7 separate regions of the Homo sapiens genome follow, and regions 2, 3, 4, 5, 6 and 7 are each linked to region 1. A link is a contact called in ENCODE Hi-C or POLR2A ChIA-PET data. All regions are on one chromosome and are shown on one strand. The core of a region is the stretch at or near the end of the contact, and the rest is flanking DNA. Distances in the headings are between cores, read along the strand shown.

What was found. Hi-C counts contacts between places; a loop is a spot of excess contacts on that map. ChIA-PET counts read pairs that join two places held with the same protein, here RNA polymerase II (POLR2A). Pooled maps may share reads with other maps.
Region 2: a map of naive thymus-derived CD4-positive, alpha-beta T cell shows a loop between it and region 1 (13-fold over the local background). The contact joins the promoter of ZNF100 here to the promoter of ZNF66 in region 1. A Hi-C loop is called at or near these places in 1 of 168 maps with a recorded cell type or tissue (naive thymus-derived CD4-positive, alpha-beta T cell), 7 of 37 single-sample maps with no recorded cell type and 15 of 50 pooled maps. POLR2A ChIA-PET finds 5 or more read pairs at or near these places in 3 of 52 experiments (CD4-positive, alpha-beta T cell, activated CD4-positive, alpha-beta memory T cell and activated naive CD4-positive, alpha-beta T cell).
Region 3: a loop to region 1 is called in a pooled map, with 7 times the contacts of the local background. The contact joins the promoter of ZNF253 here to the promoter of ZNF66 in region 1. A Hi-C loop is called at or near these places in 1 of 37 single-sample maps with no recorded cell type and 7 of 50 pooled maps. POLR2A ChIA-PET finds 5 or more read pairs at or near these places in 6 of 52 experiments (A673, CD4-positive, alpha-beta T cell, activated CD4-positive, alpha-beta T cell and 3 more).
Region 4: a loop to region 1 is called in a map of CD8-positive, alpha-beta T cell, with 2.8 times the contacts of the local background. The contact joins the promoter of ZNF93 here to the promoter of ZNF66 in region 1. A Hi-C loop is called at or near these places in 1 of 168 maps with a recorded cell type or tissue (CD8-positive, alpha-beta T cell) and 8 of 50 pooled maps. POLR2A ChIA-PET finds 5 or more read pairs at or near these places in 3 of 52 experiments (H1, activated CD4-positive, alpha-beta memory T cell and activated naive CD4-positive, alpha-beta T cell).
Region 5: a map of CD8-positive, alpha-beta T cell shows a loop between it and region 1 (6-fold over the local background). The contact joins the enhancer-like site here to the promoter of ZNF66 in region 1. A Hi-C loop is called at or near these places in 1 of 168 maps with a recorded cell type or tissue (CD8-positive, alpha-beta T cell). POLR2A ChIA-PET finds 5 or more read pairs at or near these places in 1 of 52 experiments (T-cell).
Region 6: a loop to region 1 is called in a map of natural killer cell, with 24 times the contacts of the local background. The contact joins the promoter of ZNF682 here to the promoter of ZNF66 in region 1. A Hi-C loop is called at or near these places in 2 of 168 maps with a recorded cell type or tissue (naive thymus-derived CD4-positive, alpha-beta T cell and natural killer cell) and 12 of 50 pooled maps. POLR2A ChIA-PET finds 5 or more read pairs at or near these places in 6 of 52 experiments (B cell, CD4-positive, alpha-beta T cell, HEK293 and 3 more).
Region 7: a loop to region 1 is called in a map of B cell, with 33 times the contacts of the local background. The contact joins the promoter of ZNF429 here to the promoter of ZNF66 in region 1. A Hi-C loop is called at or near these places in 3 of 168 maps with a recorded cell type or tissue (B cell and naive thymus-derived CD4-positive, alpha-beta T cell), 7 of 37 single-sample maps with no recorded cell type and 14 of 50 pooled maps. POLR2A ChIA-PET finds 5 or more read pairs at or near these places in 10 of 52 experiments (CD4-positive, alpha-beta T cell, CD4-positive, alpha-beta memory T cell, CD8-positive, alpha-beta T cell and 7 more).

What each region holds. Positions count from the first base shown.
Region 1 is chr19:20,774,616-20,778,051 of GRCh38, forward strand. It overlaps ZNF66 (zinc finger protein 66), which reads left to right and starts at 1,689. Exons shown (of 4, transcript NM_001355197.2): 1 at 1,689-1,835. The coding sequence starts at 1,833.
Region 2 is chr19:21,765,694-21,769,129 of GRCh38, forward strand. ZNF100 (zinc finger protein 100) reads right to left here and starts at 1,886. Exons shown (of 5, transcript NM_173531.4): 1 at 1,734-1,886; 2 at 1-93. The coding sequence starts at 1,736. RefSeq lists a silencer at 1,873-2,050.
Region 3 is chr19:19,864,114-19,867,549 of GRCh38, forward strand. It overlaps ZNF253 (zinc finger protein 253), which reads left to right and starts at 1,769. Exons shown (of 4, transcript NM_021047.3): 1 at 1,769-1,886. The coding sequence starts at 1,884. It overlaps LOC124904664 (a long non-coding RNA gene), which reads right to left. Exons shown (of 4, transcript XR_007067169.1): 1 at 2,323-3,436. RefSeq lists an enhancer at 1,800-2,229.
Region 4 is chr19:19,899,292-19,902,727 of GRCh38, forward strand. It overlaps ZNF93 (zinc finger protein 93), which reads left to right and starts at 1,655. Exons shown (of 4, transcript NM_031218.4): 1 at 1,655-1,800. The coding sequence starts at 1,798. RefSeq lists enhancers at 1,625-2,224, 1,759-2,308, 2,857-3,406.
Region 5 is chr19:21,603,707-21,607,142 of GRCh38, forward strand. All of the region lies in intron 3 of LOC105372323 (a long non-coding RNA gene), which reads left to right. Among named protein-coding and RNA genes, the nearest start is that of ZNF429, 100 kb to the left of the region's middle. Within about 2 kb of position 1,690, at least 11 of the 41 ENCODE cell types and tissues checked have a DNase peak (open chromatin) inside an H3K27ac peak, as active enhancers do; they include CD8-positive, alpha-beta T cell, where a contact is called at or near this core.
Region 6 is chr19:20,037,963-20,041,398 of GRCh38, forward strand. It overlaps ZNF682 (zinc finger protein 682), which reads right to left and starts at 1,543. Exons shown (of 4, transcript NM_033196.3): 1 at 1,381-1,543. The coding sequence starts at 1,383. RefSeq lists an enhancer at 1,313-1,889.
Region 7 is chr19:21,503,672-21,507,107 of GRCh38, forward strand. ZNF429 (zinc finger protein 429) reads left to right here and starts at 1,931. Exons shown (of 4, transcript NM_001001415.4): 1 at 1,931-2,103. The coding sequence starts at 2,101. RefSeq lists enhancers at 1,712-2,314, 1,930-2,249, 2,260-2,619, 2,315-2,916.

The DNA.
Region 1 (3,436 bases), core at 439-2,938:
CACAGTCAAAGGTTTAAATTGCACTAATTTAGATTCCCAATTCCCACAAAGGCCAGTTCCCCTGAACCATTCAATCACAAAGAAGGAGAACTGGGAGTGATCCCATCTCAGGATATGGGAAATCCTTGAGCCTCCAGCCCTATCCTTCTGGTCAAAAAGGGGCCCACTTTTGTTTTCAAATCCTGTTTGTGATGCCAAAAATGTTCTGTATGGGAAACGTGGGAGAGGAGAAGAAAAGACATACATACAATAACTTTAATGGTAAACAAGCTTTAACCCACATCAATATCAATGCAGACAGAATAAACTAATGATATAATAAGCAAATGATATAATAAGCAAATAAATATAATACACAGATTGATATAATAAGCAAATTGCAGTAAGAAGAGGAGATGGGAAAAGATATATATATATATTTACCCTCACTAGACTATGGAGGATTACCAACTGAGTAGGAAGAAACAGCCCAGGCTCCAGAGTCGGCCACCCATTCATGCACAGACAAGGAGTCTCATGAAGCTTCAGGGTGGTCTGGGACCCTAGCTCTTTTGTAACGAGTTGTTTGGCATAAGGCCCAGTGAGGAGGGCCATTTGGGACTTGCCTCACGGAACACAAAAGGGTCAAGTTGTTTTTGTGATTGTCTATTGTTTTTCAACAACTAATGTATAGTAATAGAATGAAATAGACATTTCTTTGATACAGCTCTGGATGAACACCTCAGGGGCTCACAACCAGGACCTGTTCTGGGACTTGGTGACCATTGTGTCCACGTTCAATTGAGTTCAAATTTAACATTTAACTTTTCCTCCATAAATTCTCCTGTCTTCATGAATTGGCTCTGTCTAGGCAAAGGGCAAAATGAACCCCTTGGGCTGTTACATAACCTCCACCTCCTGGGTTCAAGTGATTCTCCTGCCTCAGCCTCCGGAGTAGCTGGGACCACAGATGTGCACCACCATACCCAGCTAATTTTTTACATTGTGAGTAGAGATGGGGTTTCACCATGTTGGCCAGGCTAGTCTTGAACTCCTGACCTCAAGTGATCCACCCACCTTGGCCTCCCAAAGTGTTGGGATTACTGGCATGAGCTACCTGTGCCTGACCCTAAATTATTTCTATCTCTTATAGCAGTTTGAAATTACTTAAAGGTTGTTTCAAGTTGAAAAAATAAGAAGAATGTGGATAAAAATAAAATATAAATAGATAAAAAAATTACAGGGATTACAAAATATATATGTAAATCTGGAGTGGTCAAAAATGACAAATTTGATTTATTTATAAGGTTTTATTAAAATTAGCTTTAATCGTTAATACACTATTACCAAAGTAAAAGCTGATTTTCTCTTGAACAAAAATTTTATGTATTATTAATATGACAGCAAAATACTTCTGTTCACCTTTGAATACATTCAACAAGACAGAGAGTAAAAAAGAGATAAAATGTTCCCATGCTCTGGCATGGACCAGGCTCAGCTCTGGGAGGAAGCCCTGCCTGAAAAGGCTGCAGCTTAGGCTGTCACTCTTTTCTTCACTCCGCCCAGCAGCTGATCACATCTTCTGTCACTCAGTGTCTGAGGGGGCGGGACCTTAAGCATTAGCCAATCAGAGGCGCTGGGCTGGAAACCGTCCAATCAGGCACGCAGCTGGAATGAACAGGACGGCTTCCGGATTTGGCGGGGTCTTTGTCTCTCCCTGCAGCTGGAGCTCCAGGTCGTCTGTTCACTGCTCTCTGTCTTCTTCTCCTAGAGGCCCAGCCTCTGTGGCCCTGTGTCCTGCAGGTATTGGGAGATCCACAGCTAAGACGCCAGGACCCCCTGGAAGCCTAGAAATGGTGAGAGTGCCGGTCCAGCATCCCGAGAGAGGTGAAGTGTCTGTGGCGGGACTCAGGCCTCCCCTCAGTCAGCTCCACAATCTGCACCCCGAATTCTCCTTACCCAGCTCTGCCTCAGTCCCATTCAGCCATAAGATGGCGGCTACGCTGACAGCCTGGCCCCCGGGCGTCCTGTCGCTTCCCCGCGCAGTGACTGTGCCCCTGGCCTGGAGCGCTCTGTGGGCAGCTCTGCACCCGCAGTGCCGTGTCTCTCCCAGATTGTGCAGGGACCACCGGAGGGTCTTCAGGGGAGAATGCTGACTCGCGGTGCGGGTTCATGAATGGGAAGAGCTTTGGTCTGTGGGGTTCACAGTTTCTCTTTTCTGCTATTAAAATTGTATGGGGCCGGGCGCGGTCGTTCAAGCCTGTAATCCCCGCACGTTGGGAGGCCGAGGCGGGCGGATCACTTGAGGTCAGGAGTTGAAGACCAGACTGACCAAAATGGGGAAACCCCTTGTCTACTAAAAATACAAAAATTAGGTGGATATGTTGGCGAATGTCTGTAGTCCCAGCTTCTCGGGAGGCAGAAGTGAGAGAATCGCTTGAACCCGGGAGGCGGAGGTTGCAGTGAGCTGAAATCCTGCCACTGCACTCCAGCCTGGGCGACAGAGCAAGACTCTTGTCTAAAAAAAAAAAAAAAAAAAAAAAATTATGGGAGTCACTGCAAAAATATCAAACAATTTAATCAAAGAGTGATTCAAGAATTGTAGAGCACCCAGCTATAGTTTGTAGTTTGTGGTCCATGGGAGAGGCTTGAAGAAAAGACATTTATAAAATGCATGATGAGGAAAACCAAATTCAATAATTTGTTAGGTTTAGTAATGTAGTTTCTTAATTTGTACAATCAAGGTGGAAATTTCCTGGTTATGTAATTAGAGCTTAATTGGCAGTTTATAGTTGCTGAAGCCTGAATTTTGTTTCCCCTAATGTAGTAATTTGCCAAAAAATGCACTTGAGCTTAGATTTTTTTTTTTTTTTTTTTTTAGAAATAGAAATCCGGGGACTAGAGCCTCTTCAGTCTAATTGCCTGCCACTTAATTATTTTCACATCCCACAGGGGACTGACTTTCCCTGGCATTTTTCACATGTGTCCCAAGCAGGGCCTCAAGTGTCCCCCATGTTCCTCAATTAATTATTATTATTATTATTATTTTTTGAGACGGAGTCTTGCTCTGTCGCCAGGCTAGAGTGCAGTGTCAGATCTTGGCTCACTGCAACCTCCACCTCATGGGTTCAAGCGATTCTCCTGCTTCAGCCTCTCCAGTAGTTGGGACTACAGGCAAGCGCCACCACTCCCAGCTAGTTTTCATATTTTTAGTAGAGATGAGGTTTCACCATGTTTGCCAGGAATGCTAGTTACCAAGGAAAAATATAGGGAAAATCTCTCTTCCATTTTGGCTGTAGACAATGAATATATTTCCACAGGAAAATGTGGTAGATAATTGAGGAGTTACATGGATTCATCAACACATTAGTTCCTCTTTTTGCAGGGTAAATTTTTTCTATATCCTTTTATTTTGATTTCTGAGTTAAATGCTAAATTTTAAGTGATGAAACATGGT
Region 2 (3,436 bases), core at 636-3,135, 990 kb after region 1:
CTTTTCAAAATAAGACTGCACCAGAAGACTCCTCTCAGCCCCAGGGCATCCACTTGCTCCCTTGAGAGGACACATTCCATACCTCGGGTCATCCTACGGGAGAAAATAAACCAGAAGCTGACATTCACTAGGCACTTTAGCTGACAGAACCATGGCGGATATCTCGGTTTATCCACAGATAGTACTGAAACCCAGGACCAGGAAAAAACTAAAGGGTGGCTGAGGACACATCACCCCATAGATTTTTCCAAATCAAAACCTTGACCCAAAAACATTCTGATAAATCTCTGTGCCTAGAGAAGGTAAAAGGAAAAGAGACACAGAGATTTTCTACAATACAGTGTCAGAGGATTAGTCTTTGTTTCCTTTTCGTGGGAAATATTTACAAGCGGATAACACATCTTCTTAAAAGCGCCATTTAATGCTTTGTCAAAAACAATTAATTAAAATATGGTATAAACAAGTACACTAAAGGACAAATAGGTGATAATGTGAATTAGGAAGGAAAAGTTGACATTTGGGAACGCCAGAAGAAATTGGAAATTTAGTATCTTACTGCAAGCCAGAGTGAGGCTGGAGAAATGGGGGACGGGGGTTAGACTTAACAACCTGCTTGGGACACAGGTGAAAAATGCAGCAGAAAATCAGTTCCCCGTGGAGTGTGAAAATAATTAAGAGACAGGCAATTCCACTGAGGTGTCTCTAGTCCCTGGGTTCCTACTTAAAAAAAAAAAAAATCTAACTCAGGTGCATTTTTTTTTTAATTACTACATTCAGAGAAAATGTAGGCTTAAACAACTATAAACTGTTAATTAACCTCTGATTACACAACCAGGAAATCTTCACCTGTATTGTACAAATCAAGAAACTACGTTACTGTAACCAATTACTAAATTTAGTTTTCTTCATCATACATTTTATAAATGACTTTCCTTCAAGCCTCTCCCATAGACAACAAACTACAAACCATAGCTGGATACTCTATGATTCTTGAATCACTGTTTGATTAAATTCTTTAGGCCAGGCGCGGTGGCTCACGCCTGTAATCCCAGCACTTTAGGAGGCCAAGGCGGGCGGATCACGAGGTCAGGAGTTCAAGACCAGCCTGGCCAACGAGGTGAAACCCCGTCCCAACTAAAAATACAAAAAAATAAGGCCGGCCCAGTGACAGGCGCCTGTAATCCCAGTTACTCGGGAGGCTGAGCCAGGAGAATCTCCAGAACCCGGGAGGCGGAGGTTGCAGTGAGGGGAGATCGCGCCACTAAACCCTAGCCTGGGCGACAGAGCGACTCCGTCTCAAACAAACAAAAAAATCGTTAATATTTGTGCAGTGACTCCCATACATTTTTAATAGGAGAAAAGAGGAACTGGGAAAGCCACGGACCAAAGATCTTCCCATTCATGAACCCGCACCCCGAGTCAGGATTTTCCCCTGACGACCCTCCCGTGGTCCCTGCACAATCTGAGAGAGACGCGGCGCTGCGGGTGCAGAGCTGCCAAGAGAGGGCTCCAGGCCAAGGCACAGTCACTACGCAGGGAAGAGAAAGGACGCCTGGGGTCCTGGCTGTCAGCGCAGCCGCCATCTTATGGCCGAAGGGGACGGAGGCCGAGCTGGGCAAGGCGCAGATTGTGAAGCTGACTGCGGAGAGGCCTGAGTCCCGCCACAGCTACTTCCCACCAGTTCCAACCAGCCCTTTCGCCGTCTCTCGGGATGTCGGACCGGGCACTCTCACCATTTCTAGGCTTCTAGGGGGTCCTGGCGTCTTAGCTGTGGATCTCCCAATATCTGCAGGTCAGAGGGCCACACAGGCTAGGCCCCTAGGAGCAGAAGACACAGAGAAGTGAGAGCAAAACCTGGAGCTCCGGCTACAGCGAGAGACAAAGACCCCGCCAAACCCGGAAGCCGTCCAGTCCGCTCCAGCTGCATGCCTGATTGGACGGTTTCCAGCCCAGCGTCCCTGGTTGGATAATGCTTAAATCCCCGCCCTGTCAGGCTTTGAGTGACAGAAGATGTGATCAGATGCGGGTTCAATGAAGAAAGAGTGACAGCCTAGACTGCCCCCTCTTCTGACAGGGCTTCCTCCCTCAGCTGAGCTAGGCCCATCCCAGAGAGTATTTGCCTTTAAATTTGTGTATAAGGTCATATGTATAAATAAATAATACATTATATAGCTATACACAAGTGAAAAGAATATAACAATTATTTTAAAATTTCAGCTTTTATGACCTTCCTGGCTTCTGGCCCTTTGAGCAGGCAGCCTGAGATTTTAGAAAAGAGAAAATCATCTAAAATGAATGTCAGCCACATGTGGATTTGAAATTTTCTAGTAGCCAAACTTTAAAAAGAAACAAGTTGAACTGATTGTTAACAATGTAATTCACCCATTATATTCAAAATATTATCATTTTAATGTGTGAGAAATATGTAATTATTGATAAAATATATAAATATTTGGAACTAAATCTTTGAAGCTGACTTTGTATTTTACCTTTCTAGCATATCGCATTTCAGACCAGGCACATTGTGGGAACCCAGTAGCCACACATGGACAATAGCTGTCACATTGAAGTGCAGCTCTGATGTCAGCGGTGTGAAGGGCCTGAACATCTCTTTCCTGCGAGAGTGAAAGAAGAGACTCTCCCTACAAACATCTCTCTTTGGTTCCTAGGGTGGACCAGATAGTTCCCATAGAAAGAGCTGAGGGCAGTAGGAATAAAATAGCCACAGGTAATAAACAACTGCTGGCCACCTGTTGCCCACCTTTCTTTTAGAGACCAGATAGTGAACAAAGGATGATGGGGCCACAGGAGAAAAAACAACTATGTCTTCAGTTCTGTCCACACACTTGAACTCCAGTATTTAGAGATGGAGAAAATAGATTAAAAACAAACATAGTTTGCTATATGGTCTTGGCCCTAACAATCAGGCTGTGTTTATCTGTTTTCTCCTGTGGTGTGGGGGACTATGTGAGTCTAAGCACCAATCACACGCATACATGTCTACAGGTATTTCTGCATTACCCAAAATTCTCTTACAAAACATCGAACTTTAAATCAGGGGAAGAAATCAGTACCTAGAGGGTGTCCACTGTTAGAAGCCAACTCTTAGTCAACCTGTCACTGAATCCTGGCAACTTATCTGTACTGGGTGCATGTATTAGTTAGCTATTGAGGCATAACAAATCATCCAAAACTTATTAGTTTATAATTGAAATGGTTGGCCATTTAGGCCGAGCTGAGTGGGGCCATTCTTCTGGTCTCAGCTGAGCTCCTTCAGACATGTATCATCACCTGCTTTTTGACTAGACAGCTGTGCATCTGGGGGTGAGCTTCTGCTCCTGGGTCTGTCAACAGGGGCACCTTGCTTCTCCTCTTCATGGTATCTTATTTTCCAGCTGGCTAACATGGGCATTATTCATGGAGATGGCAGCATTCT
Region 3 (3,436 bases), core at 519-3,018, 910 kb before region 1:
CAAGCGATTCTCCTGCCTCAGCCTCCGTGGTAGCTGGGACTACAGATGTGCACCAGCACGCCAGGCTAATTTTTTTTTTTTTTTTTTTTTTTTGAGACGGAGCCTCGCTCTATCGCCCAGGCTGGACTGCAGTGGCGCAATCTCGGCTCACTGCAAGCTCCACCTCCCGGGTTCACGCCATTCTCCTGCCTCAGCCTCCCGAGTAGCTGGGACTACAGGCGCCCGCCACCGCGCCCGCCACCGCGCCCGCCTAATTTTTTGTATTTTTAGTAGAGATGGGGTTTCACTGTGTTGGCCAGGCTGGTCTTTAACTCCTGACCTCAAGTATTCCACTCACCTTGGCTTCCCAAAGTGCTGGGATTACAGGCGTGAGCCAACGCACCTGTCCCTAAATGATTTCTTTCTATCTCCTATAACAGTTTGAAATTACTTAAAGGTTGTTTCAAACTGAAAAAATAAAAAGAATGTAGATATAAATAAAATATAGTTAAAAAATTACAGGAGATTACAAATTATATATGTAAATCTCGAGAGGTCAAAAATGACAAATTTTGTTTATTTACAAGGTTTTATTTATGTATTTATTCATTTTTGGAGACGCAGTCTCACTTTGTCACCCAGGCTTGAGTGCAGTGGTGCGATCTTGGCTCACCGCAACCTCTGCCTCCTGGGTTCAAGCCATTCTCCTGCCTCAGCCTCCTGAGTAGCTGGGACCACAGGTGCATGCCACCACGCCCGGGTAATTTTTTGTATTTTTAGTAGAGACAGAGTTTCACCGTGTTAGCCAGGATGGTCTCGATTTCCTGACCCAGTGATCTGCCCTCCTCAGCCTCCCAAAGTACTGGGATTACAGGCCTGAGCCACCGCACCTGGCTTTACAAGGTCTTATTAAAATTAGCTTTAGTATTGATAATACACTATTACCAAAGTAAAAGTTGACTTTCTCTTGAACAAACATTTCATGTATTATTAATATGACAGCAAAGTACTTCTGTTCACCTTTTGAATACATTCAAAAAGAGAGAGAATATGAGATAGAATTTTCCCATGCTCTGGGATGGGATGCTCAGCTCAGGGAGGAAGCCGTTTGAAAAGGCTCCAGCTAGGCTAGGCGCGGTGGCTCACGCTTGTAATCCCAGCACTTTGGGAGGCCGAGGCGGGCGGATCACCTGAGATCGGGAGCTCGAGACCAGCCTGACCAACACGGAGAAACCCTGTCTCTACTAAAAGTACAAAAAATTAGACGGGCGTGGTGAGGCATGCCTGTAATCCCAGCTACATGGGAGGCTGAGGTAGGAGAATCGCTTGAACCCGGGAGGTGCAGGTTGCGGTGAGCCAACATCGTGCCATTGCACTCTAGCCTGGGCAACAAGAGGGAAACTCCGTCTCGGTGGGGGGAAAAAAGAAAGAAAAGAAAGAAAGAAAGAAAGAAAGAAAAAGAAAGAAAGAAAGAAAGGAAAGAAAGAAAGAAAGAAAGAAAGAAAGAAAGAAAGAAAGAAAGAAAGAAAGAAAGAAAGAAAGAAAGAAAGAAAGAAAGAAAGAAAGAAAGAAAGAAAGAAAGAAAGAAAAGGCTGCAGCCTAGGCTGTCACTCTTTCTTCACTCAGCCCAGTATCTGATCACATCTGTCACTCAGCGGCTGGGGAGGCGGGGCCTTAGGCATTATCCAATGAGGGACGCTGGGCCGGAAACCGTCCAATCAGGCACGCAGCTGGAGCGAACCACATGGTTTCTGGGGGCCTTTGTTTCTCGCTGCAGCGGGAGCTCCAGGTTTATCCTCAGTGTTCTGTGTCCTGTGCTTATAGAGGCCCGTCCTCTGTGGCCGTGTGACCTGCAAGTATTGGGAGAGCCACAGCTAAACCCCGGGACCCCTGGAAGCCTAGAAATGGTGAGTGCCGGGTCCAACGTCCCGAGAGAGGGGAGAGGCTGTTTGGAACGGTGGGAAGTGGCTCTGGCGGGACTCTGCTTCCTCACAGTCAGCTCCACAATCTGCCGCCGGAGTTCTCCCTGCCCAGCTCGGCCTCAGTCCCCTTCAGCCATAAGATGGCGGCTGCGGTGACATCCGGGGCCCGGCACAGTGATTGTGCCCTGGCCTGGAGCCCTCTTTCAGCAGCTCTGCACCCGCAGCACCGCGTCTCTCCCAGATCATGCAAGGACCACGGGAGGGTCGTCAGGGGAGAATCCTGACTCGGTTCCCTGCGGGTTCATGAATGGGAAGAGCTTTGGTCCGTGAGGTTGTTAGAAACAAGCGCTTGGTGCCGCAAAACAACACAAAACAAAAAACTACCCAGCACTTAGAAAATTTCACAGGAAGGCATATTTACTTCTGAAGAAGAGTGCTGCTCGCGTCCGACCTGATCGCAAGAGCACACAGAAGAAAGGAAGGAAGGTTTTTTTTTTTTTTGAGGCGGAGTTTTGCTCTTGTGGCCCAGGCTAAAGTACAATGGCGCGATCTCGGCTCACTGCAACCTCCGTCTCCCGGGTTCAAGTGATTCTCCTGCCTCAGCCTCCCGAGTAGCTGGGGTTACAGGCATGCGTCACCACACCCGGCTGATTTTGTATTTTTAGTAGACATGCCGTTTCACCATGTTGGTCAGGCTGGTTTTGAACTCCCGAACTCAGTTGATCCGCCCGCCTCGGCCTCCCAGTTTGAAAGGGGTTTTTAACCCTAAACGCCGTTATTGCCTCTGTGTCCTTCCCCCATTGGCCGGGGTCTGACCTCACAATCTAGGCTGACCCGATTGGCTACTTTCCAAATAAGGAAGGGGTTCGGGTCGCAGATTGGAACAGGCGGTTTGGGTTGTTTACGGAGCGGGTGTCTAGGTACAAAGAGGTACAAAAAAGTTGGTCCTAAGAACAAGGAACAAGAAAGTTAGGCCCTTGAAGAGGAATCTATTATATCTGTCAGGGTTCACAGTTTCCCTTTTCTCCTATTAAAAATTTATGGGGCCGGGCGCGGTGGCTCACGCCTGTAATAACAACACTTCAGGAGGTCGAGGTGGATGGATCACTTGAGGTCAGGAGTTGAAGACCAGCCTGGCCAAAATGGGGAAACCCCATCTCTACTAAAAGTACAAAAATTAGCTGGGTGTGATGGCGAATGTCTGGTTTTCTGTTTCTGCATTAGTTTTCTGAAATAATGGTCTACAGCTTTATTGATGTTATTGCAAAGGACATGATCATTTATTTTTAAATGGCCAGAGAGTATTCCATGATATTTATGTACCATATTTTGTTTTTACTAAATCTTTTATTTTATTTTATTTTTGGAGACAGAGTGTCACTTATTGCCCAGGCTAGAGTGCTGTGGAGTGATGCAGCCTTATTTAGCCTCAACCTCCCTGGCTCAAGCAATTCTCTCCTACCTCATCCTTTCACGTAGCTTGATCTACACGCTGGTGTTACCACGCCTGGCCAATTTTTCTCTTTGTATTTTCT
Region 4 (3,436 bases), core at 405-2,904, 880 kb before region 1:
ATTACACCAGAAATGCTGTCAAAGAAATAGCCAACCAATTAAGGCCTACTAGCCAGATAACTTAGAAAAACAAAATGGCCCTGGACATAATATTAGCTGAAAAAGGTGGAGTTTGTGTTATGATTAAAACTCAAATGTTGTACCTTCATCCCAAACAATACTGCCCCCAATAGGAACATAAGAAGGGCCTTACACGAACTTACCACTTTATCCAATGAATTAGCTAAAAATTCTGGGGTCAATAACACGTTTTCAGAATGGCTAGAGAGGTGGTTCAGTAAACGAAAAAAAGTCATAGCCTCAATTCTTACTTCTCTTATAGTTGTAATAGGTGTACTAATTCTTGTTGGGTGTTGTGTCATACCATGCATCTGTGGGCTAGTACAAAGACTTATAAAAACGACACTTACGAAAACCTCCCTTAGTTCTCCTCCACCTTATTCAGATAAACTTTTCCTTTTAAAAGATCAAGTCAAACAACAAAGTAAAGGTATGTTTAAAAAGTTTTAAAAAGCGTGTGGTCGCAGTGGCTCACGCCTGTAATCCCAGCACTTTGAGAGGCTGATGCGGGCGGATCACCCGAGGTCAGAAGTTAGAGACCAGCCTGACCAATATGAAGAAGCCCCATCTATACTAAAGACACAAAATTAGCTGGTCGTGGTGGCACATGCCTGTACTCCCAGCTACTCGGGAGGCTGAGGCAGGAGAATTGCTTGAACCTGGGAGGCAAATGTTGTAGTGAGCCAAAATCGTGCCATTGCACTCCAGCCTAGGCAGCAAGAGCAAAAACTCCATCTCAAAAAAAAAGGTTTTTTTTTAATTATAAAAATTAAAAGGGGGAAATTGTAAAATACAATAAAATTCCTCTTCAAAGGTTTAGTCTTAACTTTCTTGTTCTTTGTTCTCAAACTCAACTTGCTTGTTCTCCATGCCTCCTTGCCCCTAGTTACTGTAACAACCTTCCTTCCCAACAGCTCTAATCAATAATTCACATCTGTTCCCTTGATTACTCACTCTGCAGCCTTCCCACCCTTCAAAACCACACGTCCCACCACTGTGACTTATACATGCCCCTTCCCTTCCTTATTTGGAAAAATATTTACAAATAGCCAATCGGGTCAGTTTAGATTGTGGGGTCCGACCCTAGCCCATGGGGGAGTAACACAGAGGAAGAGACTTTACGTTAAAAATAAAAACCCCTTCCCTCCTTTGTTCAGGGTGCTCTTGCGATCGTGATTAATGCAAACAAAAACCTTTTGCAGAAGTAAATTGCCTTACTAAAAAAACTTTTGCCTGAGTACTGGTTTCACTTTGCGACACCAAACACTTTACTTCCAACGGTATTATTAATATGACAACGAAATACTTCTGTTCACCTTTTCAATACATTCAAAAAGAGAGAGTAAAAAAGAGAATGTTCCCATGCTCTGGGGTGGACGTGGCTCAGCTCAGAGAGGAAGCCCTGGCTGAAAAGGCTGCAGCTTAGGCTGTTACTCTTCTTCACTCAGCCCAGCATGTGATCACATCTTCTGTCACTCAGGTCCTGAGGGGGCGGGACCTTAAGAATTATCCAATCAGGGACGCTGGGCTGGAAACGTCCAATCAGGCAAGCAGCCGGACCGAACAGGGCGGCTTCTGGTTTGGCGGGTCCTTTGTCTCTCGGTGCAGCCGGAGCTCCAGGTCTCCTCTTCACTACTCTGTGTCCTGTGCTCCTACAGGCCCAGCCTCTGTGGCCCTGTGACCTGCAGGTATTGGGAGATCCACAGCTAAGACACCAGGACCCCTGGAAGCCTAGAAATGGTGAGAGTGCCGGTCCGACATCCCAAGCGACGGGGAGGGGCTGGTTGGAACCGGTGGAAAGTGACGGTGGCGGGACTCAGGTATCCCCTTAGTCAGCTCCACAATCTGCGCCGGAGTTCTTGCCCAGCTCGGCCTCGGTTCCCTTCAGCCATAAGATGGCGGCTGCGCTTATAGCGCAGCCCCCAGGCGTCCTGTCTCTTCACTGTGCGGTGACTGTGCCCTGGCTTGGAGCCCTCGCTGGGCAGCTGCGCACCCGCAGAGCCGCTTCTCTCCCAGATTGTGCAGAGACCACGGGAGAGTCGTCAGGGGAGAATCCTGACTCGGAGTGCGGGTTCACGAATGGGAAGAGCTTTAGTGGGTTGGGTTCACAGTTTCTCTTTTCTCCTATTAAAAATTTATGGGGCTGGGCAAGGTGGCTCACTCCTGTAATCGCAGCAGTTTGGGAGGCCGAGGCGGGCGGATCACTTGAGGAGTTGTTAGGGCAGCTAAGTTCCTCTTCAGAGACTCAACTTCCTGGTCATAAGTTGTAAAAATTGTAAATCAACCCTACCCCTTCTTTTTCCCCATTCTCCTTTTCTCAAAACATCGCGCGTTTACCCTATATGGAAAAAGTTTGTGTCTAGCCCAACCAGGATCAGCTTAGATTGTGCGGTGGGACCTCAGCCAATATGGGAAGGACACAAAAACCGGAACTGCGTTAGGGTTAAATCCCCTTCCTGGCCCAGCGCGGTGGCTGATGCCTGTAATCCCAGCACTTTGTGAGGCCGTGGCGGGTGGATCACAAGGTCAGGAGTTCTAGGCCAGCCTGGCCAACATAGTGAAACCCCGTCTCTACTAAAAATACAAAAATTAGCCGGGATTGGTGGCAGGCGTCTGTAATCCCAGCTACTTGGGAGGCTGACGCACGAGAATTGCTTGAACCTGGGAGGCGAGGTGCAGTGAGCCGAGAGCTTGCCATTGTACTCCAGCCTTGGTGACAAAGTGAGACTCCGTCTTAAAAAAAAAATAGACATCTTAAAATTTCCTTCCCTTATGTAAATACTGTGTTTGAGTAATTTCACGGATTTTTCAAACACTGAGTTTCAAAAACCAAGTGAATAACTCTGACATGACAAAGCTTGAGCCTAGTGACTCCAAGCTAAGGCTAATATTAAGCCTAAAACAGAAGGTTTTTTTTTTGGACAGAGTTTTGCGTTTTGCTCTTGTTGCCCAGGTGGAGTACAGTGGCGCAATCATGGCTCACTGAAATCTCCACCTCCTGGGTTCAAGCGATTCTCCTGCCTCAGCCTCTCAAGTAGCTGGGATTACAGGCATGCACCATCATGCTTGGCTGATTTTGTGTTTTTAGTAGAGACGGGTTTTCTCCATGTTGGTCAGGCTGGTCTCGAGCTCCCGGCCTCTGGTGATCTGCCTGCCTTGGCCTCCTGAAGTGCTGGGATTACAGGCATGAGCCACAGGGCCCAGCCAACAGGAGTTTATAAAGTCCTATTTAGCTTTTTCTGGGGAGCCTCCCCTGCAGATGTCCCAGCCTATTCACCGGAGCCATGGAAGGAGGCGTTATTCTGAGAGAAGGTACAGAGCCCCAGAAAGCTGGGGCCCCACAAGCAGATGCAGTTAAGGTTAAGATGAAAGGAAA
Region 5 (3,436 bases), core at 440-2,939, 830 kb after region 1:
GAATCTGGAGACAGGAACTGGGGGTGTGTGGGTGCATGTGAACCTACCTGGGACATGAGAGAGGCTCATTTCATCCGATGAGGAGTCCTGGGGTAGGAGTGATGGGTTTATGTGTGTGAATGTGGGAGCCTAACTAGGCTCACCCAGGACACAAGAGAGGTTCATTTCATCCAGTGAGGAGTCCTGGGGCAGGGGAGGTGTGTGAAAGTGTGTGAAAGAGATGGTCTCAGGAGAGGCCAACATGGGGACTGATGTGGGGAGGCACAGATCCCTTAGTGCAGGCTGTGTGCTCTGAGGCGAGTGTAGGCAAAATCAAACCTAGGATGTTGCATACGGCTGATAGGATCAGCTTTGCAGCTGCAGCAGGCTGTGACAGGGGAAGGCACATTCCTGGCTAAGCAGCATCCAAAACTCCTGTAATAGGACCCAGTCTGGTGAACCTGAGGGTGAAAATGAGAGTGAGAGTGCACTGCAAGGGAGGAAATGAGAGGGAAAGCATTGAAACCAACTCCTTTGGAGTGCACGATAAAGAATTTTTTTAAAAAAGGATTTAGAGGTGATTATGGGATGAAACTGGATGTTCAAAAGTTAAAGACATACTGTGAATTAGAATAGCCCTGTTTTAGTGTTGGATGGCTGGCCGAAGGCACTATAGAGAAATTGGCCATGTGTTTTAAGGTGGTGACTAGGATCAGAGGACAGCCAGGACATTCAGACCTAGTCTTTATATTGACTCATGGCTAAATGAATGCAGCCCTGCTTAGCAGTTTATTGTAGAACGCTCACAGCTCATGCCAAGAGAAACCAGCTGCACTGGCAGCTACAGAGTTAAAGGGAAAGTCACAGAGGCTTATAGCACCAAAAGCAAAAAGTGAAAGCCAAAAGTGAAAGTAAAAATCAGCCACCCTGGCAGCTATGGAGACAAAAGAAAAGTCTTAGGAAAAAGAAAACCAGTTTTGCAAGAACCACAGGAGGGAATAGAGACCCCTCCTCCCTACATTCCAATCTACCCCCCTTTACCAAGGCTAACTGCCCCTAAGGAGTTAAGTTCAAAGAGATACAGGCTCCCAGTCTCACCCGAGAAAGAGAAATCAGAGCTCTGGGAAGTTAAAGCGAAAGGCTGGAAAAGTCAGGCAGGCCATCTCAGGTCGAGCCATGCCCAAGTTATGCTTCTGCCTCTAAAAAGGACAAGAGGACCCCCACCAGGATGCAGATGATGCAGTCCACCTTCAGCACCCACAAAAGTGCCGAGAAGCACTTCTGCAAAGGCTAAAGGATGGTAAAAGAAAAAGGCAACCAATATAAAACATCTCAGAGGTGCTCCAGGGTGCAGATAAAAGCACCAGCCAGTTTTATGAAAGACTTTGTAAGGCATTTTGGTTGCACACTCCATTTAACCCTGAGGCTGCTGAAAATCAGTGCAAGGTGAATACGGCATTTGTAAGGCAGACCCAAGGAGATATCAGGCATAAATTGCAGAAGTTAGAAGCTCTGTAGGCATGAATGCTACTCAGCTTATTAAAGTGGCTACCAGGGTGTACATTAACGAGATCAGGAGGCAAAGAAGAAAGCTGATCAGAGGCTTAAGAAAGGCTAATTTACTAGCAGCAGCCCTTGTGGGAAGAGAAGCTGGCTTTGCAAAGAGGCATGGACGCAGGCGTGAACACAGTCACGGAAAAGGCTAGTCCGGACAGGAGTTTGAAAGCTGGCCAAGGCTAGAGAGAGATTTATGTGCACGGTGCAAAAGGAAAGGACACTAGAAGGATACACGTCAAAAGAATAAGGAGAATGGGCCGGGCATGGTGGCTGACGCTTGTAATCCCAGCACTTTGGGAGGCCGAGGCAGGTGGATCACGACGTCAGGAGGTCGAGACCATCCTGGCTAACACGGTGAAACCCTGTCTCTACTAAAAATACAAAAAAAAAAAAAAAAAAAAAAAAAAAAAGCCGGGCATGGTGGCAGGCACCTGTAGTCCCAGCTACTCGGGAGGCTGAGGCAGAAGAAAGGCGTGAACCCTGGAGGCGGAGCTTGCAGTGAGCTATCGCGCCACTGCACTCCAGCCTGGGTGACAGAGCAAGACTCCATCTCAAAAACATAAAAAGAATAAGGAGAATTGTCAAGGCCATGGTATGAAAAAAAAAAACCACCGGCCAAGGGCTACTGCACCCAGGAAAAACCCAAGACCCCCTGCACCTGCTGTGAAAGGCAGGATATAAAGTATCAGAAAACAGCTCAAATCTGCTCTAAAAGTGTCCAGTATTTAAGCTTTTATATAAACCAAGAGGAAAGATGGCTTAGTAGTAAACAAAAGCAGGCTGTTTGTGTACTTCCTACTCCAACAACCTGGTGTCAAATAAGAGAGTTCCTAAGGGCAGCAAGGTTCTGCCACATTTAGATCCCAAATTTCTTGCTCATGGCTAAGCCATTATACAAAGCCACAAAGAGGAGGAAAGAAAGAGCCTCTCCTCTAGGAGGCCAACCAGGAGAAGGCTTTTATTTATTTATTTTTTTTTGAAGCCACTCCACAAGTCACTCTATATTGCAAATTATACATAATAGTACACCTAATCAATATATAAATGTTATGGGTTAAACATCTACAACAAACAAAATAACATTTAACATCAAGAGAAAAGAAATGGGAAAAAAAGGTTAATGAACCAGTCCATGAAGAGCAACAGAGACAAAAAGAATCTCCTGGTCTGGGCCAGGCAGTCCAGTGGTCTTGCAAGGAACACCTTTGATGTGGGTAGAGCCTTTCGTGGCAGATGCCAGAGCCTTTCATGGCAGATGCCATGGAGCTTATCTTTTTTTTTTTTTTTTTTTTAAATTGATCATTCTTGGGTGTTTCTCGCAGAGGGGGATTTGGCAGGGTCATAGGACAATAGTGGAGGGAAGGCCAGCAGATAAACAAGTGAACAAAGGTCTCTGGTTTTCCTAGGCAGAGGACCCTGCGGCCTTCCGCAGTGTTTGTGTCCCTGGGTACTTGAGATTAGGGAGTGGTGATGACTCTTAACGAGCATGCTGCCTTCAAGCATCTGTTTAACAAAGCACATCTTGCACCACCCTTAATCCATTTAACCCTGAGTGGACACAGCACATGTTTCAGAGAGCACAGGGTTAGGGGTAAGGTCATAGATCAACAGCATCCCAAGGCAGAAGAATTTTTCTTAGTACAGAACAAAATGAAAAGTCTCCCATGTCTACTACTTTCTACACAGACACAGCAACCATCCGATTTCTCAATCTTTTCCCCACCTTTCCCCCTTTTCTATTCCACAAAACCGCCATTGTCATCATGGCCCGTTCTCAATGAGCTGTTGGGTACACCTCCCAGACGGGGTGGTGGCCGGGCAGAGGGGCTCCTCACTTCCCAGTAGAGGCGGCCGGGCAGAGGCACCCCCCACCTACCAGACGGGGCGGCTGGCCGGGCGG
Region 6 (3,436 bases), core at 293-2,792, 740 kb before region 1:
TGCCCCTGAGAGGAGATGGCCCAGGGGCTGATATTCACTAGACACCTCAGGAGACACAGCCACTGTGGGCATCTCATGTCATCCCCAGACAGTTCTGAAACTCAAAACCAGGAAAATAACACAGGGTGGCTGAGGATGCATTGCCCTGTGAAGTTTCCAAAGTGGAACCTCAACCCAAAAACATTCTGATAAGGTGTCTGTGCCTAGGAAAGATTAAAGGGAGATTGGCACAAAGGTTTTTGTTTTTTGGTCTTTTTTTTTTTCATGGTGGAGTGTTGGGATTATTCTCTGCTTTCATCTCCTGTAAAATGTTTGCAAATGAAAAACAATTCTTTTTCTAAAAAGTGCCATCCGCTGCTCTTTGAAATAATGATCAATCAAAATACTGTGTCTGAAATGTACAAAAAAGGACTAATAGTTGATAATGTTGTGAATTAGAGAGGGGAAGTTGGTGTTGAAGAATGTCAGGAAAGAACTGAAAATTTAAAATTCAACTGCAAGTCAGAGTTAGGCTGGGGCAACAGAGTGGTAGCTTTGAGATTCTGTTTGTCACACATTTGGAAAATCCAAGAGAAAACCACTTCTGTGGAGTGTTAAATAAATAGCAGGCAGTTAGACTGAGGTGGCTCTAGTACCCTGAGTTCCTACATTAAAAAAAAAAAAAATCAAAGGCAAATACATTTCTTGTAAATTGCTACCTTAGGGGGAAACAAAATTCAGATTTTTCAGATTTAAGCAACCACAAACCTTCAATTAACTTCTGATTACATAACCAGGCAATGACAACCTGAATAGTCTAAATAAGATGACTACATAACTGGAACGAGTCAGTTACTGAATTCGGTTTGCTTCATCCTGCACTTTATAAAAAACTTTCCTTCAAGCTCTTCGGCTGGACCCCCAACCACAAACCGTGGCTGGGTGCTCTCTGAGCATAAATCACTGTTAACTTCAATAAGTTTTCAACATTTTAAAGGTGACTCCCATAGTTTTTAAACAGGAGAAGGAAAAGACTGAGGACCCCCGGGATCACAGCACTTCCCACGCACAAACCACACACGGGGTCTGGACTCTGCCCTGAGGACGCTTCCATTGTCCCCGCAGTCGGGGCAGACGCAAGAACGCGCGCGGCTCTTCCCAGGGTGGGCTCCGGGCGGGAAGCGGGAGAACGGAACGGGATGCCCGCCCAGGGTCCCGGCTGCTGGCCCACCTCGCATCCTGTGCCCGGAGGTGATCGACGGCCGAGCTGTGCCTGCCGGGGACTCCAGTCCGCAGACTCCGGAGCTGACAGCTGGGAGGCCCCAGTCCCGTCACTGCCGGTTCCGGCCGGTTTCAACCAGCCCTGCCCCCACCTCGGGATGCGCGGCCTGGCACACTCACCATTTTTCGGCTTCCGGGATGTCGTGGAGTCTTAGCTCTGGATCTCACAGCATCTGCAAGTCAGAGGGCAACAGAGGCTGCGACAGTCACCGGGAACTACTAGAGCAGAGGATACTAAGCAATGAAGATGGACCCTGAGCTCTGGCTGGAGCGAGACAAAGGCCCCGCCAGCTCCAGGACACCGCCCCCTCTACCTTGGCTGCGCACCTGATTGGACAGTTCCCACTCTAGCGCCCATGATTGGATACAGTTCCATGCCCCGCCCCCTCAGGTCATGAGTGACAGGAGGCGTGATCTGAGAATGTGTTGAATAAGGCAAGAGTTACAGGTTTTTCCTGAACCCTTTTCTGGCGCGCTTCCTTCCTGAATTGGAAACTGGCCCTTCCTGGGGAACATTTGCATTTAACTTTGTATATAAAGTTATCTTTATTTGTGAATAGTATACATATGTTATTCACAAATGGAAACAATATAATGACAATTATTTTAAAATCTCAGATTTCATCATTTTCCTAGCCTCCAGTCTTTTGAGCAGGCAGCCTAAGATGTCGCAAGGGAGGCAATTCTCTAAGAAATAAACTGTGAAGCACATATGAATTTTACATTTTCTAGTAGCCACATTTTAAAAAAGAAACCAGGCGTGGTAGCCTGTGCCTGTAGTTCTAGCAACTAGGGAGGCTGAGGCGGGAGCATCACTTGAGGCCAGGAGTTTTAAGACCAGCCCGGGCAACATAGCGATGATCCCATCTCTACAAAAAATAATTAAAAATTTAGCCAAGTCTGGTGGTGCACGCCTGCAGTCCTAGCTACTCAGAAGGCTGAGGCGGGAGGATCACTTGACCCTGGGAGACCAAGACTGCAGTGAGCCACGATCACACCATTGCACTACAGCCGGGGTGACAGAGTGAAACCAAGTTTAAAAAAAAAAAGATCTCTGAAGAAGGCATTTTCTCTTTCTGCAATTTAGCCAAGCAGCTGAGTATGTCTTGAAGTCATCTTCTAATTTTTAACAGGGCAAGGATGTTTTCTAAAACCCCAGTCTCCAGAGTTGCCATGGGGCAAATCCCGGCAGCATACATGAAAATCACTCACAGCTAATGCATTCTTCATCAGATCCAGTGCTTCTTACCCCTGGCAAATAAAAATCACCTGCGGGGTTGGGAGCGGTGGTTCACGCCTATAATCTCAGCATTTTGGGAGGCCGAGACGGGCGTATCACCTGAGGTCAGGAGTTCGAGACCAGCCTGGCCAACATGGTGAAACCCCCATCTCTACTAAAAATACAAAAATTAGCCGGGCATGGTGGCACACGCCTGTAATCCCAGCTACTCGGGAGGCTGAGGCAGGAGAATGGCTTGAACGTGGGAGGCGGAGGTTGCAGTGAGTCGAGATCGCGCCATTGCAGAGTGAGACTTCGTGGGGAGGGTGGTGGTGGCGGCGGGGGGTGTGGAGAATGACTGGAGGGGCGGGGCAGGATGTAAACTTAAAATCCCTGAAGCCCAAGTTGCAACAGACCAATTAAATTAGAATCCTTGGAGTTGGATCTGGGCAACAATATGGTTTAAAGCTCTCAGGGTGATTACAGTGTGTAGCCAAGTACCCAAACTACTGCTTTTCACCAACAGCTTTTTCTTTTTTTTTTTTGAGATAGAGTTTTGCTCTTTTTGCCCATCCTGGAGTTCAATGGTGCGGTCTCGGCTCACTGCAACCTCCGCCTCCCGGGTTCAAGCGATTCTCCTGCCTCAGCCTCCCAAGTAGGTGGGATTACAGGCGCTTGCCACCACGCCCGCTAACTTTTTGTATTTTTAGTACAGACAGGGTTTCACCATGTTGGCCAGGATGGTCACGATCTCTCGACCTCGTGATCCACCCGCCTCGGCCTCCCAAAGTGCTGGAATTACAGGTGTGACCTACCGCACCTGGCCTTCATCAACAGTTTTGATGAATTAGTTATAAATGGTTTTTCAAATGCATGTAAAAACGTTTGCTGCTGAGTTGTGACCTTACAATCTTAACTCATTTCCCACTTACTATACTTTGCAGAACCAACCTCTGC
Region 7 (3,436 bases), core at 681-3,180, 730 kb after region 1:
AACTAATACATGCACCCTGTGCAGATGGAATGCCAGGATTTAATGACAGGTTGATTACTAGTTACCTTCTGACAGTGGACACCCTAAAGATACTGACTTTTCTTTTCTTTTTTTCCCGATTTGAAGTTGGATGTCTCCTAAGACAATGTTGAGTAATGCAGAAATACAGGTAGACATGTATGTGTGTGATTGGTGCTTATACTCACACAGTACCCCACACCACAGGAAAAAAACAGATAACCACAGCCTGACCATTAGAGCCAAGGCCAAACAGCAAAATAAGTTTGCCTTTAATTTATTTTCTTCATATCTTTTTTTTTTTTTTTTTTTTTTTTTTTCCGAGACGGAGTCTCGCTCTGTCCCCCAGGCTGGAGTGCAGTGGCGCGATCTCGGCTCGCTGCAAGCTCTGCCTCCCGGGTTCAAGCCATTCTCCTGCCTCAGCCTCCAGAGTAGCTGGGACTACAGGCGCTCGCCACCACGCCCGGCTAATTTTTTCTATTTTTTAAGTAGAGACAGGGTTTCACCGTGTTAGCCAGGATGGTCTCGATCTTCCGACCTCGTGATCCGCCCACCTCGGCCTCCCAAAGTGCTGGGATTACAGGCGTGAGCCACCGCGCCCGGCCTTCTTCATATCTTAAAGTTAGAGGTTAAGACTGTGGACAGACCCAAAGACATAGAGTTTTCTTCTCCTGTCTCCTGTGGCCCCAGAATTTTTTGTTCACTGTCTGATCTCTGGATGAAAGGTGGACAACAGGTGGCAAAGAGTGGTCTACCTGTGGTTATTTTATTTGTGCTGCCCTCTGCCCTTGCTATGGCCACTATCTATCGCACCCTCAGAACCGAAGATAGATGTTAGTAGAGAGAGGCTGTCTCCTCACCTCTGGCAGAAAAGGGATGTTCAGGGCCTCCACCCACCTGACATCAGAGCTGCACTTCAACGTGGTGGCTGTTGGCCATGTGTGGCTCCTGGGTGCCTGGAATGTGCCTGGTCTGAACTGCAATTTGCTAGAAAAGTAAAATACAGAGTTGGTTTCGAAGATTTAGTTCCAAAAATATATATAGTGCCTTAATAATTACATATTGCTGTGACCCCAGAAAATCTGAGACATCAGTTAATTTAGAAAGTTTATTTTGCCAAGGTTGAGAACACGCCTATGACATAGTTTCAGGAAGTCTTGAGGACACCTGCCCAAGGTGGTCAGGGAACATATTGGTTTTATACATTTTAGGGAGACATGAGACATCAATCAATATATGTAAGAAGTACATTGGTTCAGTCTGAAAAGGTGGGACAACTTGAAGCAAAGGCAGGAAGACACGAAGCTGGAGGGAGCTTCCAGGTCACAGATAGGTGGACTCAAATTCTTTTGAGTTTCTGATTGGCCTTTAGTTCCCAGCTTGAGTTTTCCTTAGTAATTTTGGGGGCCCAAGATATTTTCCTTTCACATTGCTCACATATTAAAATTATAATACTTTAAACATATTGGGTTAGTTACATTATTACAATCAATTCCACGTGTTTCATGTTTCTTTTTAAAGTTTGGCTACTGGAAAATTAAAAATTCACATGTGGCTCACATTTTATTTCAGAGGACTGCCTCCTTTTTAAAATCTCAGGCTGCCTGCTCAAAGGACCAGAAGCTAGGAAGGTGATAAAAGCTAAAATTTAAAAGTAATTGTTATTATATTCTTTTCATTTGTGACTAGCCATATAGTATATTTATAAATGCATATGACCTTACACACAAGGTTCAATGCAAACACCCTCTAGGGTGGGCCTGGCTCAGCTCGGAGGAAAGCCTGCCTGAAAAGGCTGCAGCTAGGCTGTCACGCTTCATTCTGCCCAGCAACTGATCACCCTCTGTCACTCAGGGCCTGAGAGGGCGGGTCTTAAACATTATCCAATCAGGCACGCAGCTGGAGCGACAGGACGGTTTCCGGAATATGGCGGGGCGTTTGGCTCTTGCTGCAGCCAGAGCTCCAGGTCTCGTCTTCATTTCTGTGTCCTTTGTTCTTAGAGGCCCAGCCTGTGTGGCCCTGTGACCCGCAGATATTGGGAGATACACAGCTAAGACTCCAGGACCCCCTGGAAGCCTAGAAATGGTGAGAGTGCCGAGTCTGACATCCCCAGAGAGGGGGAGGGGCTGGTCGGAACCGTGAGAAGTGGCCGTGGCGGACTTAGGTCTCCCGGCAGTCAGCTCCACAATCTGCGCCCGGAATTCTCCTTGCCCAGCTCGGCTTCAGTCCCCTTCAGCCATAAGATGGCGACTGTGCTGACAGCCGGGCCCCGGGCGTCCTGTCTTCCCTCCGCAGTGACTGTGCCTGACGTGTAGCCCTGTCTGGGGAGCTCTGCACGCGCAATTCCGCAGTCTCTCCCAGATTGTGCAAGAACCATGGGAGGGGCGTCAGGTGAGAATAGTGACTCGGGATGCGGGTTCATGAGCGGGAAGAGCTTTGGTCCGTGGGGTTCCCAGTTCCCATTCTCTCCTATTAAAAATCTATGGGAGTGGCCGGGCGCGGTGGCTTATGCCTGTAATCCCAGCAGTTTGCTGGGAGGCGGGCAGATCACTGAGGTCCGGCATTCGAGAACAGCCTGGCCAACATGGTGAAACCCCCTCTCTGCTAAAAATACAAAAATTAGCCGGATGTGGTGGCAGGCATCTGTAATCCCAGCTATGTGGGAGGCTGAGGCACGAGAATCGCTTAAACCCAGGAGACCAAGATTGTGCCATTGCACTCCAGGCTGGTTGACACAATGAGACTATCTCAAACAAAAAAAAAAAAAAAAAAGGGGAGTCACTGCAAAATATTAAAGAATTTAATTAAAGAGTGGTTCTAAAATTGTAAAGCACCCAGCTGTGGGATGTAGTTTGTGGTCCTTTGGAGGAGCTTGAAGGAAAGACTTTGCGCATGGTACAAAAACGCAAATTCAGTTATTGGTTAGGTAGGGTTACGTAGTTTCTTAATTTCCATCTTCAGCTTACAAAATTTCCTGGTTATGTAATCAGAGCTTAATTCCAGTTAATAGTTAACCCTGTATTTGTTTTCCCCAGTGTAGTAATTTACAAAAAAAAAAGCATTTGAGTTAGTTTTTTGTTTTTTTTTTTTTTTTTTTGAGATGGAGTTTCCCTCTTCTTGCCCAATCTGGACTGCAGTGGCGCGATCTCGGCTCACTGCACCTTCCGCCTCCGTGTTCAAGTAATTCTCCTGCCTCAGCCTCCTGAGTAGCTGGGATTATAGGCAGGCACCACCACGCCCGGCTAATTTTGTATTTTTAGTAGAGACGGGGTTTCTCCGTGTTGGTCAGGCTTGTCTTGAACTCCCGACCTCGGGTGATCCGCCCATCTCGGCCTCCCAAAGTGCTGGGATTACAGGCGTGAGCCACGGCTCCCGGCTTGAGTTAGATCTTTTAAAAGTAGGAATTCAGGGACTACAG